Regions from separate parts of the Homo sapiens genome. Here all the other regions are linked to region 2. A link is a contact called in ENCODE Hi-C or POLR2A ChIA-PET data. All regions are on one chromosome and are shown on one strand. Each heading gives the region's core, a stretch centred on a gene start or an enhancer-like site at or near the end of the contact. The rest is flanking DNA. Distances are from core to core; before and after follow the strand shown. Region 1 overlaps LOC107987129 (a long non-coding RNA gene). Region 2 overlaps PBX3 (PBX homeobox 3). Region 3 overlaps MVB12B (multivesicular body subunit 12B). Region 4 holds the start of ZBTB43 (zinc finger and BTB domain containing 43).

Evidence for each region. A loop is a pair of places that touch in the nucleus more often than their neighbours do. ChIA-PET counts read pairs that join two places held with the same protein, here RNA polymerase II (POLR2A). Pooled maps may share reads with other maps.
Region 1: a loop to region 2 is called in a pooled map, with 2.5 times the contacts of the local background. The contact joins two enhancer-like sites. A Hi-C loop is called at or near these places in 2 of 50 pooled maps. POLR2A ChIA-PET finds 5 or more read pairs at or near these places in 3 of 52 experiments (GM12878, Panc1 and activated T-cell).
Region 3: a loop to region 2 is called in a pooled map, with 2.2 times the contacts of the local background. The contact joins two enhancer-like sites. A Hi-C loop is called at or near these places in 4 of 50 pooled maps. POLR2A ChIA-PET finds 5 or more read pairs at or near these places in 2 of 52 experiments (AG04450 and naive thymus-derived CD4-positive, alpha-beta T cell).
Region 4: a loop to region 2 is called in a pooled map, with 20 times the contacts of the local background. The contact joins the promoter of ZBTB43 here to the enhancer-like site in region 2. A Hi-C loop is called at or near these places in 1 of 37 single-sample maps with no recorded cell type and 5 of 50 pooled maps. POLR2A ChIA-PET finds 5 or more read pairs at or near these places in 1 of 52 experiments (CD4-positive, alpha-beta T cell).

Annotation. Positions count from the first base shown.
Region 1 is chr9:126,721,273-126,723,972 of GRCh38, forward strand. LOC107987129 (a long non-coding RNA gene) reads left to right here. Exons shown (of 3, transcript XR_001746936.3): 3 at 360-2,700. Among named protein-coding and RNA genes, the nearest start is that of ZBTB43, 82 kb to the right of the region's middle. RefSeq lists an enhancer at 776-835 and silencers at 1,076-1,685, 1,746-1,825. Within about 2 kb of position 1,324, at least 26 of the 41 ENCODE cell types and tissues checked have a DNase peak (open chromatin) inside an H3K27ac peak, as active enhancers do.
Region 2 is chr9:125,822,893-125,825,592 of GRCh38, forward strand. The region is part of intron 2 of PBX3 (PBX homeobox 3); the gene reads left to right. Among named protein-coding and RNA genes, the nearest start is that of PBX3, 77 kb to the left of the region's middle. Within about 2 kb of position 1,364, at least 5 of the 41 ENCODE cell types and tissues checked have a DNase peak (open chromatin) inside an H3K27ac peak, as active enhancers do; they include CD4-positive, alpha-beta T cell, where a contact is called at or near this core.
Region 3 is chr9:126,469,805-126,472,504 of GRCh38, forward strand. The region is part of intron 7 of MVB12B (multivesicular body subunit 12B); the gene reads left to right. Among named protein-coding and RNA genes, the nearest start is that of NRON, 61 kb to the left of the region's middle. Within about 2 kb of position 1,372, at least 16 of the 41 ENCODE cell types and tissues checked have a DNase peak (open chromatin) inside an H3K27ac peak, as active enhancers do.
Region 4 is chr9:126,803,699-126,806,398 of GRCh38, forward strand. It overlaps ZBTB43 (zinc finger and BTB domain containing 43), which reads left to right and starts at 1,342. Exons shown (of 3, transcript NM_014007.4): 1 at 1,342-1,434. RefSeq lists a silencer at 957-1,006 and enhancers at 1,068-1,569, 1,637-1,696, 2,107-2,216, 2,367-2,516.

The DNA.
Region 1 (2,700 bases), core at 74-2,573, 900 kb after region 2:
CGCCTGTGATCCCAGCTACTCAGGAGGCTGAGACATGAGAATCATAGGAACCCAGGAGGCGGAGCCAAGATCGGGCGATTGAACTCCAGCCAGGGCAACACAGCCAGACCCCGTCTCAAAAAAAAAAGGGGGGCGACAGACTGGAGAAATGTTTAGGACAGAGCAGCTGGACTTGGTGAGATATTGGGGCAAAAAGGATGGTAGCGTCAACCTGAGAGGGGGCACAGGAGCAGGGAGGGACTAGGGTAGGGGTGGCCATTCAGGCCCCTGCTGGGTCATGTGAAAGTGACCAGTTTTCCTCATACAGATGCTGGGGCTGACCTCCCTGGAGTGTGATATCCAGGACCTTTTCTCTCCAGGTCAATAGAGAAAAAGAATGTTCCAGAGCCTTCTTCAGCCTGGAAGCTTCTGGCAGGTTCCAGTCACTCTGTGGGCAGTACCAGCTGCAATCTTGCCACCAGGCCCCACCCACTCTGCACTGCACCACCCCTGGCATCCCACAGCCTCTGCAGGGGGCACCCCAGGCACCTCCAGGCCACTGGCCCCTGCATCTTCCGGACCAGTAGAACCAAATTTCTGTTCCGTGTACTTCTGTTCCGTGTCCCGTTTCCTTGTTCTGGTTACATGCATGTCACAAAGTTATATCTGTGGCAGCTAGCTGTGTAGCCTGGGGCTGAATTAATAAGGAGTACATTGTAGAATCAAGTTAATGACTGCAACTCTAAGACAGGTGGCTTGGGAGTCAGACAGAACCAAGTTCAAATCCTGACTTATTCGCTCTGTGTCTTTAGGCAGTGACTCCTCAGACCCTCCGTGCCCTCTGCTCACCCTTCCTCCTGTCTCACCCCTCTGCGGTTCACAGCCCCTCTTCCCTCAGGCCCCTCTTGTTCACACTTATCTCCTGTTCATGTGCCCCTCTCCTCCTTCGACCCCACTCCCAGGCCACACGCCTCTCACGCCCACACCTAGGGCAGGTTCCCCACTGTCTCCAGATTGATACTGGTCAGTTACCTCAGGGTTCTGAAGGAAGAGCGCTGAGACCCAGAGGCCACCCCATGCCCCTCCCTTTACCTCCAGCCCCCAACCTGGTCTCCAGGCAGGTGCCAGCCCGGGCCGGCCTCGGGGACCTGGCTGGCCTGCCTGGCTCGACTGGAGTATTCCGCCCTGACTCAGGTCTTGGGAACACCGCTCTGCCCCCAGGGGAAGTTGGGGGTGGCGGTGGCAACTGGGCTTCCAGGCTGGCCCGGATTTCTGCTCCTCTGACTCCCTCCCCCAGCAGTCCCCTCCCACCGCCCACCCCGCTGCGCTCCCCGGGAGCAGGGGAGAGGCGTGGCCCGAGACGAGGCCCAGAAAGGGGGCGGGGCCGGACGGAGACGTTCCGAGGCCAGCCCCGCCCCCTGGGCCCCGACAGCCCAGACCCCCTCCGGGAAGGCCCCGGGAACCAGAGTAGGGCACAGGCCGGGCGCCCCTCGGAGTTCGGACGCCCCGGGCCTGACCCGCACCCGGCCTGGTGGGGCCACCCCTCGGCCGGGGAGGCTCCCAGAGCCAGCACCCGCTTCCTCCCCAGGGCGGGGCCCGGCGGCCATGGGCCAAGCGCCGTAAAATTTAAAGAGGTGAGAGAGACACTTCGCAGAAACCTCAGCGGCGCGGGGAAATGAAATAAGGCCTCCCCCCGGGGCGCCCGCCCCCGCCCGCGCTGCCCAGGCCCCAGGTCACCCTGGAGGGTCCAGGTGCGGGCCCCGCGCACAGCAGCCTCTCCCCGGGCGGGCGAGGGCTCTCTCCCTTTCCAGCGCTGCCCCAGGCACTCGGGGATCGGGACCCAGCCAACGGCCCCAGTCCCAGGCGGGGGCCGAGCTGGCCCGAGAAGCTCTCCCCCTCCAGGGCAGAGAGCGTCCCCTCCCCCACGTGGAAAAGCAAACCCAGACCCCCCTGCCCCACTAAAAACTTGTCCCTCTCCTTTCTCGGTGTCCATGGTGGGTCTGGTTCCCACCGCTCCCTCCCTCCCCGCACAGTCTGAGACCCCCTTCCCCGGGCCGCCCCGTCGATCCCAGGTGATGGATGGAGCCTTCAGGGAGCCCGCGCGGGCGGGCTAGGCTCGGGCGGAAATGAAGAGGATAAGATCTGCGAGCAGAGCCGCCTGACACCGTGATATCCGCCTGGCTCGCTGCGCTCCGGGTGATGGATGGGGCGGAGCTCCCCACCCCCCAGCCCCGGAACCTGGCGCCCCTCCCAGAAACACCGCTCCGCTGCCACACACGCGGCCGCCGGACTCCCAGCCACCGGCGCACTCACGCGGCGCCCCCCACGCATCAGCCCGGCGCGCACGAAGGGAACCGTTCCTCTTCCCAGTCCCCTGGCGCTAGCACCAGCAGGACTGCCCTTAGCGCACACCACACCTTACCCACTTGCCCATCACACAGCCTCTTCCGCGCACGCACATACACATGCATGCAAGCTGCACGCCACCCCTCCCGCCCCCCAAACATGTGTTCTTTCCTGAGTCTTGGAGCCACTCAGGAAGAGGGTTTGACTACCGTGAAACTCAGCCCTGGGCGGGGGTCTTGGGACAGGGAACAGAACAGCAATTGCTAATTGTGCTTAGCATCTTGTTCGGCCACTGAGCAGGTCGGGCTTGGCATGGACCACGGCAGCTGAGGCGCCAGGACTGTCCGAGCAGGCCTCACCATCAGTGTTACCATG
Region 2 (2,700 bases), core at 114-2,613:
GTTGAATTTTGGGATTTTATGGATCATCCATATCAATAGTTATATAACTTGTGGGGTTTTTTAGTTTTTTTGTTTTGTTTGCTAAGTAGCTAAAAAAAAAAAAAAGATGTGAGTTTTACTTTGTCAGAACCTCCCACCATTCATTAATTCTCCTAACTCACCTATGTTTGCCTATTTAGCAAGTATGCCTCTTGTATGTGTAAGTTTGTGGTATGGTCATATTTGATGACGCTTCTGTGGTTCTTGAAACTCCAAAATACAGTTGTGGGAAAAGTGGAGAAACGAACATTCTCTGGTTCCCTCTGCAAATGCTGACCATTGCTGTTGATTATTGACATTTTCAAATTTACTTCAGTCACTGTAATATATAAAAATAAGCATCACAAATAAAAGTTGTCATGACCCTGTGAGGAAATTGTTGTTGATGTGCTATTTAACTTTTATTTACCTGTACATGCTGCTCAGAAAATGGTTTTTATGTACCAGTGTGTGTTATGCTGTTCATTGAAGTATTACCATAGCAACAGTAATATCTCTTGCTTTCATCTTAATGCTGATTTCAAGATACAAAGATAGTTTTTAAAAGACTGAATTTAACATATATAATGTTAATATGGTCCTTTTTAAGGAGGATAAATTACTTTTTTTTTTGGTAATAGTGTTAAATAAAGTTTTAAAGGCTAAATAGTCTGTTAGTGCCTCAATGAAATTTCTGTGTTAGCTACTTTGGATCAGTCTCCTTTTTTAAAAAAAGAAAGAAAGAAAGATTAAAAAAGAATTCTGTATGTTTTTATCTTGGGGTTTAGAAGACAGAAAAGAATGGTTAAGAGAAGGAAGTACAGATCCAATGGGAAACAGTTAAAAGATTTGGAACGTGTTTTGACTAGAGAAAAGTAGGCTAGGCTGGGCGCGGTGGCTCATGTCTGTAATCCCAGCACTTTGGGAGGCTGAGGTGGGTGAATGACTTGAGGTCAGGAGTTCGAGACCAGCTTGGCCAACATGGTGAAACCCCATCTCTACCAAAAATGCAAAAATTAGCCAGGCATGGTGGCCCGCACCTGTAGTCCCAGCCACTCAGGAGGCTGAGGCAGGAGAATTGCTTGAACCTGGGAGTCAGAGGTCGCAGTGAGCTGAGATCGTGCCACTGCACTCCAGCCTGGGTGACAGAGCAAGACTTTGTCTCAAAAAAAAAAAAAAAATGTAGGCTAAAGGGTTAAAGGATTTTTATGAGCTTGATGCCAGGTGTTTGACCTCTGTATACAACTACTATTATTATTTTTAGCTTTATCAATAAAGGATGAAACATAAGGAAGTGTCCTGAAAGTGAAAGTAAGAAAGATTGTGGTTTGATTTGTAGAGGGGCTACGTAACCACTAGAGTGAAAAATGACTGGTCCGTTTGTGAGTCTCTGTACCTGTTGATCTGTCTTGGGTGTGTGCTAGATATGCCTGGAATGAAGAATCTTAACCAGAAGCATGCTCAAGGGCCTGTCCACAGTTCCGTTATTCCATGATGCCTTATTGATCCAGTATTTCAAAGGAAAGTATACCTTTCTTTATTATGAGAATGCATATTTAATTAATTTGTTGTGCACAGGACACTTAGGCTTCTCATTGCTGTTTTCCAGGTGTCTCAAAGGACAAGATAACTCTAGTCTCCAAGGTATATTGTAAGTCTAGTCCTAGGCCTTCCTAGTTTATAAGGAAGTTAACAGGGTCTAGAAAGATACAGTCTTTCAGACTAACAGGTTCTTATTGATTGTATTAGAATTTAAATTAGAATCTATATGATGAATTACATTTGATGAATCAGTTGGCTTTTTTTTTTTTTTAAATACTCATTGCTTACTAGACAGTGGGGGACAACAAAGTCTCCAGAAATGGCTGATCTCAGCATTGCTATCTGTAGCCGCAGCTGTTGTTATGTAACAATAACGATAGCTACCATTGACTGAACGTTGACTGTTTGCCATGCGTTGTGAAAAGTGCTTTACATGCATTAGTTCATTTAATCCTTGTATCAACTCTATGATTTAGGCCACTGATTCTCGGACTTTTTGTTTTCAGGATCTCTTTCCATACCACATTTAAAATTAAAAATAATTGAGAATTGCCAGGCATAGTGGCTCACGCCTGAAATCTCAGCACTTTGGGAGGCTGAGGCAGTGGATCACTTGAGCTCAGGAGTTCGAGACCAGCCTGGATAACATGGCGAAACCTTATCTCTACAAGAAATACAATAATTGGCTGGGCGTGGTGGCATGCACCTATTTTCCTAGCTATTCAGGAGGCTGAGGTGGGAGGATAGCTTGAACCTGGGAGGTGGAGGTTGCAGTGAGCTGAGATTGTGCTACTGCACTCCAGACTGGGCAACAAAGTGAGACTCTGTCCCCCGCAAAAAAAAACAATTATTGAGAACCTAGCAAGCTTTGGCTTATGTGGGTTATATTTATTAGTATTTACTGTATTAGAAATTTAAAAATTTTATTAGTTTATTTTAAAATAACAATAACACGTTAGCATAAGTATCATTTTAAAATAAAAAACAACTTATATTTCCAAAATAAAAAATTAGATGATTGATATTGTTTTACTTTTTTTTTTTTTTAACAAATTCTTTAATGTCTGGCTTCAACAGCTGTTTTCTCATATTTCCTTCTGCATTCTGTTGTGATGCCATGCTTCACGTAGCCTGTTGTCA
Region 3 (2,700 bases), core at 122-2,621, 650 kb after region 2:
CCAGGGTACCTTTGAACTCATGTGGAAAAGTATCACTGAGTTGCGTTTTATCTTTACCTTGAGCAAAATGCAGTTGATCCCTGCCCCAAGCCATTAAATATTTATAACGTTAAAAAAATGTTTCTTTAATGTCTCTGAGCCTCTCTTTTCTAAACTGTGGAAGAAAGACAATAACAATACCTGGACTGCTATGATGTTTAAATGAGATAAAAACATAAGGCCCTAGGTACAAACTAGCTGCTCAGTAACTGTTAGCCACTGGTATTAGTATTAGTGAGTATTAGTGTTATTACTGCCGTACAGAGGAAAATACCCTTTCGCGGTAGACCCCTTTCTGCCTGCTTTCCCATAAAAACAGGAGTGCAGCCATATTAAATTACATAACCCAGGGGCTGTGAGTCCCAACCCAAAGACGTTTGGAGGGACAAAAGCAATGTTTGCTGAGGAGTAACTCATTGGGTCCCCCAGACCATGGCTCTCCGTGGTGTCTGCTATCTCTGGTGTTGCAAGTCAAGCTCGACTTGGAAGCAAGATCCAAGCTTCTGAGGCTCAGTGAGAATGTTCTTGTTGTGTGTCGAGTTTCTTGTGGGTGTGGACTGTGGGGCAGCTGCCTTCCCTCTGTGCTCCCATAGCTTTCAGAGAACTGCCCTGGACCTGCATGAGGTTGTGCAGCCCAGCACTGCACCCTGGACCCTGGAGGGAGGGACTGCCCTGAAGGAGGAGGTGGGGGGGCTGGTGGCCCTAGATTCCTCCCAGGGCACTAGGGATGCAGAGGGATGAAGCGAGCCCCTCAATTACAGTCTTCTGTGTAGAGATGGGGAGCCTAGGAGGAGTCAGTGCTCTGTGTGTGTGTGTGTGTGTGTGTGTGTGTGTAATCCAGATTGCTCATGCCAAATAGAACCTCTAAGAATGTTCGTTTGTGGTGTGAGGGCACCCTGGTCTGGGTGCCCAATGAGTGACTCCTTAGCAAACATTGCTTCCGTCCCACCAAACGTCTTTGGATTGGGTCTCACAGCCCATGGATTGTGTAATTTAATATGGCTGCACTTACGTTCTTATGTGAAAGCAGGTAGAAAAAGGTCAACCGTGAAAGGGTATTTCCCTCTGTACAGCAGTAATAACACTAACACTAATACGAATGGCTAACAGTTACTGAGCAGTTCGTTCGTACCTAGGGCTTTATGTTTTTATCTTGTTTGAATGTCATTGCAGTCCAGGTATTATTATTTTCTCTCTTCTACAGCTGAGGAAAGAGAGGCTCAGAGAGATTAAATACTTGTCCCAAATTACAGAACTAGTTAGAAGTGGGGCCTGGTCTAAACTCATTTCCTGCAGAAACAGCTGCTTTCGACATAAAACCGCAGCCTTGCCCCATTTTCTCAGTGGCTGCTGTGGTCAGGCTGTTCTTTCCTGTTGCTGTCTGATCCCTCAGCGGTGCTGCGGAGTGGGCACAATTATCCTCATATGACAGATGAAAATCTGACTCTGAGGTTAAGTGACTTGCCCAAAGCCATACGGCCAACAAGCACTGGGCCCAGCTCGGCGTTCACACGTGTCTGACTCCGGCGCCTGTGCTCCGTCCTCCCGTGCTGCCTCTCACGCGGGGGACTCGGGAGGCTCCGGCAGTGGCTGATAAATCACTCCTTTTGGCTTATGAATAACATGGCAAAACAAATTACTTTGGGGATCTAGAAGGAAGTTGTTGGCCCTGTGTAAACTCAATTGGAATGTCACTGAGCAGACAGCTCTGGAGGCATCTACAAATATCTTCCAAGGAATATCCCCAAAGTGAAATCACCAAGAAAGCAAAACAGGCTCCGTGTTTTGGTTTGCAAATGAGTTTTGAGAAATGGCCTTGAGATCTTGAGTTGTTGGCGTTTTCCCCATTACAAATTGTAAAGGACTTTTGAAACGCCACAGGAAAGGGGCGAAGAAAGGCTTAGGGTTGCTGATTATTTACAGCTCCAAGCCCCGGGCAGGTACACAGAATTAAAGGCCTCCCACCACTCCAATTGCATTTAATTTTATTCCGAAAATGACTACCTGCCAATAAGCCTCATTGTTCACCAGCATCTCTGCAAGTACTTTGAGGTACTATTACCCGAGTTCACTTAACACCGCTTGACAACTTTAAGCAGATAACAATTGAGGTGCTGGTAATAGAGTCTGTTTTTTTTTTTAATTTTTACATTTTTACCACATGACTTTATGACTCTCTTTATCAAGCATGTTGAAATTAATCCATGTGTTGATTGGAGTATTTCCTCACCCCTGCTGTGTATTGAGACGTTGGGGAGGGATAAGGGTTGGCGGCTCTGAGCAGCTAGGTATTCCGGGGCAATGGGTGGTCCTAAGTCCGGAGCCTTGGGAGTTGGTCAGTGGTGGGTTTGTGTTGAGCCTGCAGAAGTCTGAGGTGTGTGTTTGGAGGGGAGAATCAAGGGATGGCTCTGGAGGACTGCCTTGGCAGGTAAAATTATAGTTCCCATATGAAGGGAGGATGCAGGAGCTATAATCCCATCTCGTTGCCAGGCAAAGTTCCTACAGATTCATGGCAGAGCTGTCTGTGCAAGCAGGAATCCAATTTTATGTCCAAACAAATGCAGCATGCAGATTGGACTGACTGCTTCCCCGAGAATAGCAAAGACAGGCATTCAGGTCAGCTGGCAAAAAAAAAAAAAACCCACCACCCCCTTTTTCCTC
Region 4 (2,700 bases), core at 92-2,591, 980 kb after region 2:
AGAATTCGTCTCCAAAAAAAAACAAAACAAAACAAAACAAAACCACAAGGCGGGGGAGCTGGAGCATACATGTTTGAAGTAGAATCTTTGACAAGCTGTTCTGCATCCACTCCCATTTCTGTGCTTCCATATTTGTTTTCTTTCATTTTGTTTTCTAGAAAAAAAAATTTTTTTGGTAGAATTCTCTAGGAAAGCTACACTCCTGTGTCCTAGGGCCCAACAACAAGCAAGACAGGCATAACAGCTGGGAAACCAATCAGCTTAAACTGAGACAGACAATATCAAACAGGCATGTCAGGCCCCACGAGAACATCCACCCTAAATCCAGAAGGCATTATGACCACATCGCTTCAGCTGCCTGGATTTCAGGTATAAATTAGTTCTTCTACAAAGAGGGCACTTGGTCTGTAAACGGGTCCAAAGGTAAGAGTCCCACCGCTAAAGACCTATCTCTCTTCTACACTAACATGGGGGGGCAGTGGGGAAGAAAGGGGCGAGAAGAGGTATGGAGGTTTTGGGAGGGAGTGGGAGAATTGGAGGCTAGAGAGATCGTTTCTGTCCCACCATCTGTGTGACCCCAGTGCCCAGCACAATGCAGCCCACGGAAAGGCACTGGTCCTTTCATTGACCATTTACTGAGCATCTACTACATGCCAAAAAGCGAGATGGGTGCTGTGAAGGCAGAAACGGATTTGGAGATAATCTCCGCCAGGCATACTGAGGTCAAGGTTTTCGTTCGTTTGTTTAGAGAAGAGACGGAGAAGGTCAAGGTGTTTTTGTTTGTTTTGTTGTTGTTGTTGTTGTTGTTTAAGAGTCTTGCTCTGTGCTCAGGCTGGAGTGCAGCGGCGTGATCTCGGCTCACTGCAACCTCTGCCTCACGGGTTCAGGCAATTCTCCTGTCTCAGCTTCCCAAGTAGCTGGGATTACAGGCGCGCGCAACCACGCTCAGCTAATTTTTGTATGTTTTGTAGAGACAGGGTTTCACCATGTTGGCCAGGATGGTCTCGAACTCCTAGCCTCAAGCGATCATCCCCTCTCGGCCTCCCAAAGTGCAGGGATTACAGACGTGGGCTACCGCGCCTGGCCTATGCCAAGGTTTCAAGAAGGTTTAGAACTCAGTATCTGCTCCCCTATTTTCAACAGCGTAGTCAGTCCCTAAAATTGACCCGCTCCAGAGTGTACTGCGCAGGCGCCCGCTACCTCCGCGCTCTCTCCCGACGCCCAGCTCAGACGGTAAGTCCCGCATGCGCACTCCGCTTTCTCTCTGACGCACCCCCGGAAGCACTGTCAGTTTCGGGGGGCGGGACCGGGAAGCGTTTCCGGGGGCTGAAGGCACAGGCTGAATCTGTTGCGGCAGCTGAGGCTACAACAGGCCTGCGCCGGCGGCAGAGAGGATATCTTGGGCGGGGGATGTGAGCGCTGAGCCCTTGGCAGGTACTGCGTGGCCAGGACCACGGGCGGCAAGGGTAGGGGAGGAGAAGTCGGTGGGGGAGTTAAGGGCTCCTCAGCAGGCCCCGACGCTCGCGCCGCTGGCCCCGCCAGGCCCATTCCGTGGACCGGCATACCAAAGCCCCGCGCGGGAGGTTGGGGTCCCGGCGCTCCAGCTCCGAATCCCGCAGTCTTCTGCCCACACGGCGCGCAGACCGCGATACCGAGGCCTTTGGGGCAGCTTCTCGCCCAAGGTCACCCTCGCGGCGGCGGAGCTCCGCCGGCCACAGCGCTTAGAGATCCCGCCCCCGTCCGTCCGCTGGCCTTTCGGGGCGTAGGGTGGGCGCGGCTTGACGACCTCGGGTTCGAGCCACCAATGCCTGAGGCCTGACGAGCCGAGCTGGGAGAAAGACTGCGCCTGGACTTAGCTGATCTTCTGTTTAAGTAAAACATTCAGCATCCCCTGTTGCTGTCTCTGTCACCTGTTGTAACCTGCCCTTTTTGTCTTTCAGCTAGGTCGCTGTCAACCTGATATTTCTCTCCACTTTGTCTTTGTCGGGGTATCTGGATCCTGTTTTATATCTGTCTCCACCTTGCTTCTGTGTCTGTTCACCCTGTCTCTGCCACTCAGCCCTTACTCTAATTCAGGGCCTGTCAGTCTGGCTTTTTGGCCATCTGTCTGTTTCTCTCTTTCTGCCAACTTTGTTTTTGCCTCTTGTCTCTCTTTCCTGAGTTTGGGTGGGGCAGGGCTGCCCAGACCTCTGAGCCATGGAAGGTGACTCATGACCCCGTGAAGTTCCCTGCACTGGTGACACTCTCAGTGACTCGACCGCAGTTTGGCCTCAACTCTGACAGGTGTCGCCCAACATAAGTGTCAGAGTGCAGGAGAGCCTGTCAGGGAGACAGGAGGCCCATTTTAGGGCCAGAGCAGCTTGATGAGTCCTCTCCTTTTCTCGCCTGTGGTTTCTCAGGCCTGCACAGCTTCCCAAATGCCTTCGCTCTATCCACTCACCACAGGATGGTCTCCAGGGATCTCTGGAGCCTGCTCTTTGAGTTACAGCTGTTTAACAGGCCTGTCTACAGGCTAAGAAAGGATCAGACTGAGGTCTTTGGGGCTACTGGAACAGTAGCAGGGTTTCTGGGATAACTGCATGCTTAGTTCAGAGATTGTGTCAGCATTTTCAGTTAAATTATAAGAAACCTAATAATTGGGAATTTATTATTTGCTTTATAAAAGCACCACGGGAGAAATAAACCACACACAAAAGGACA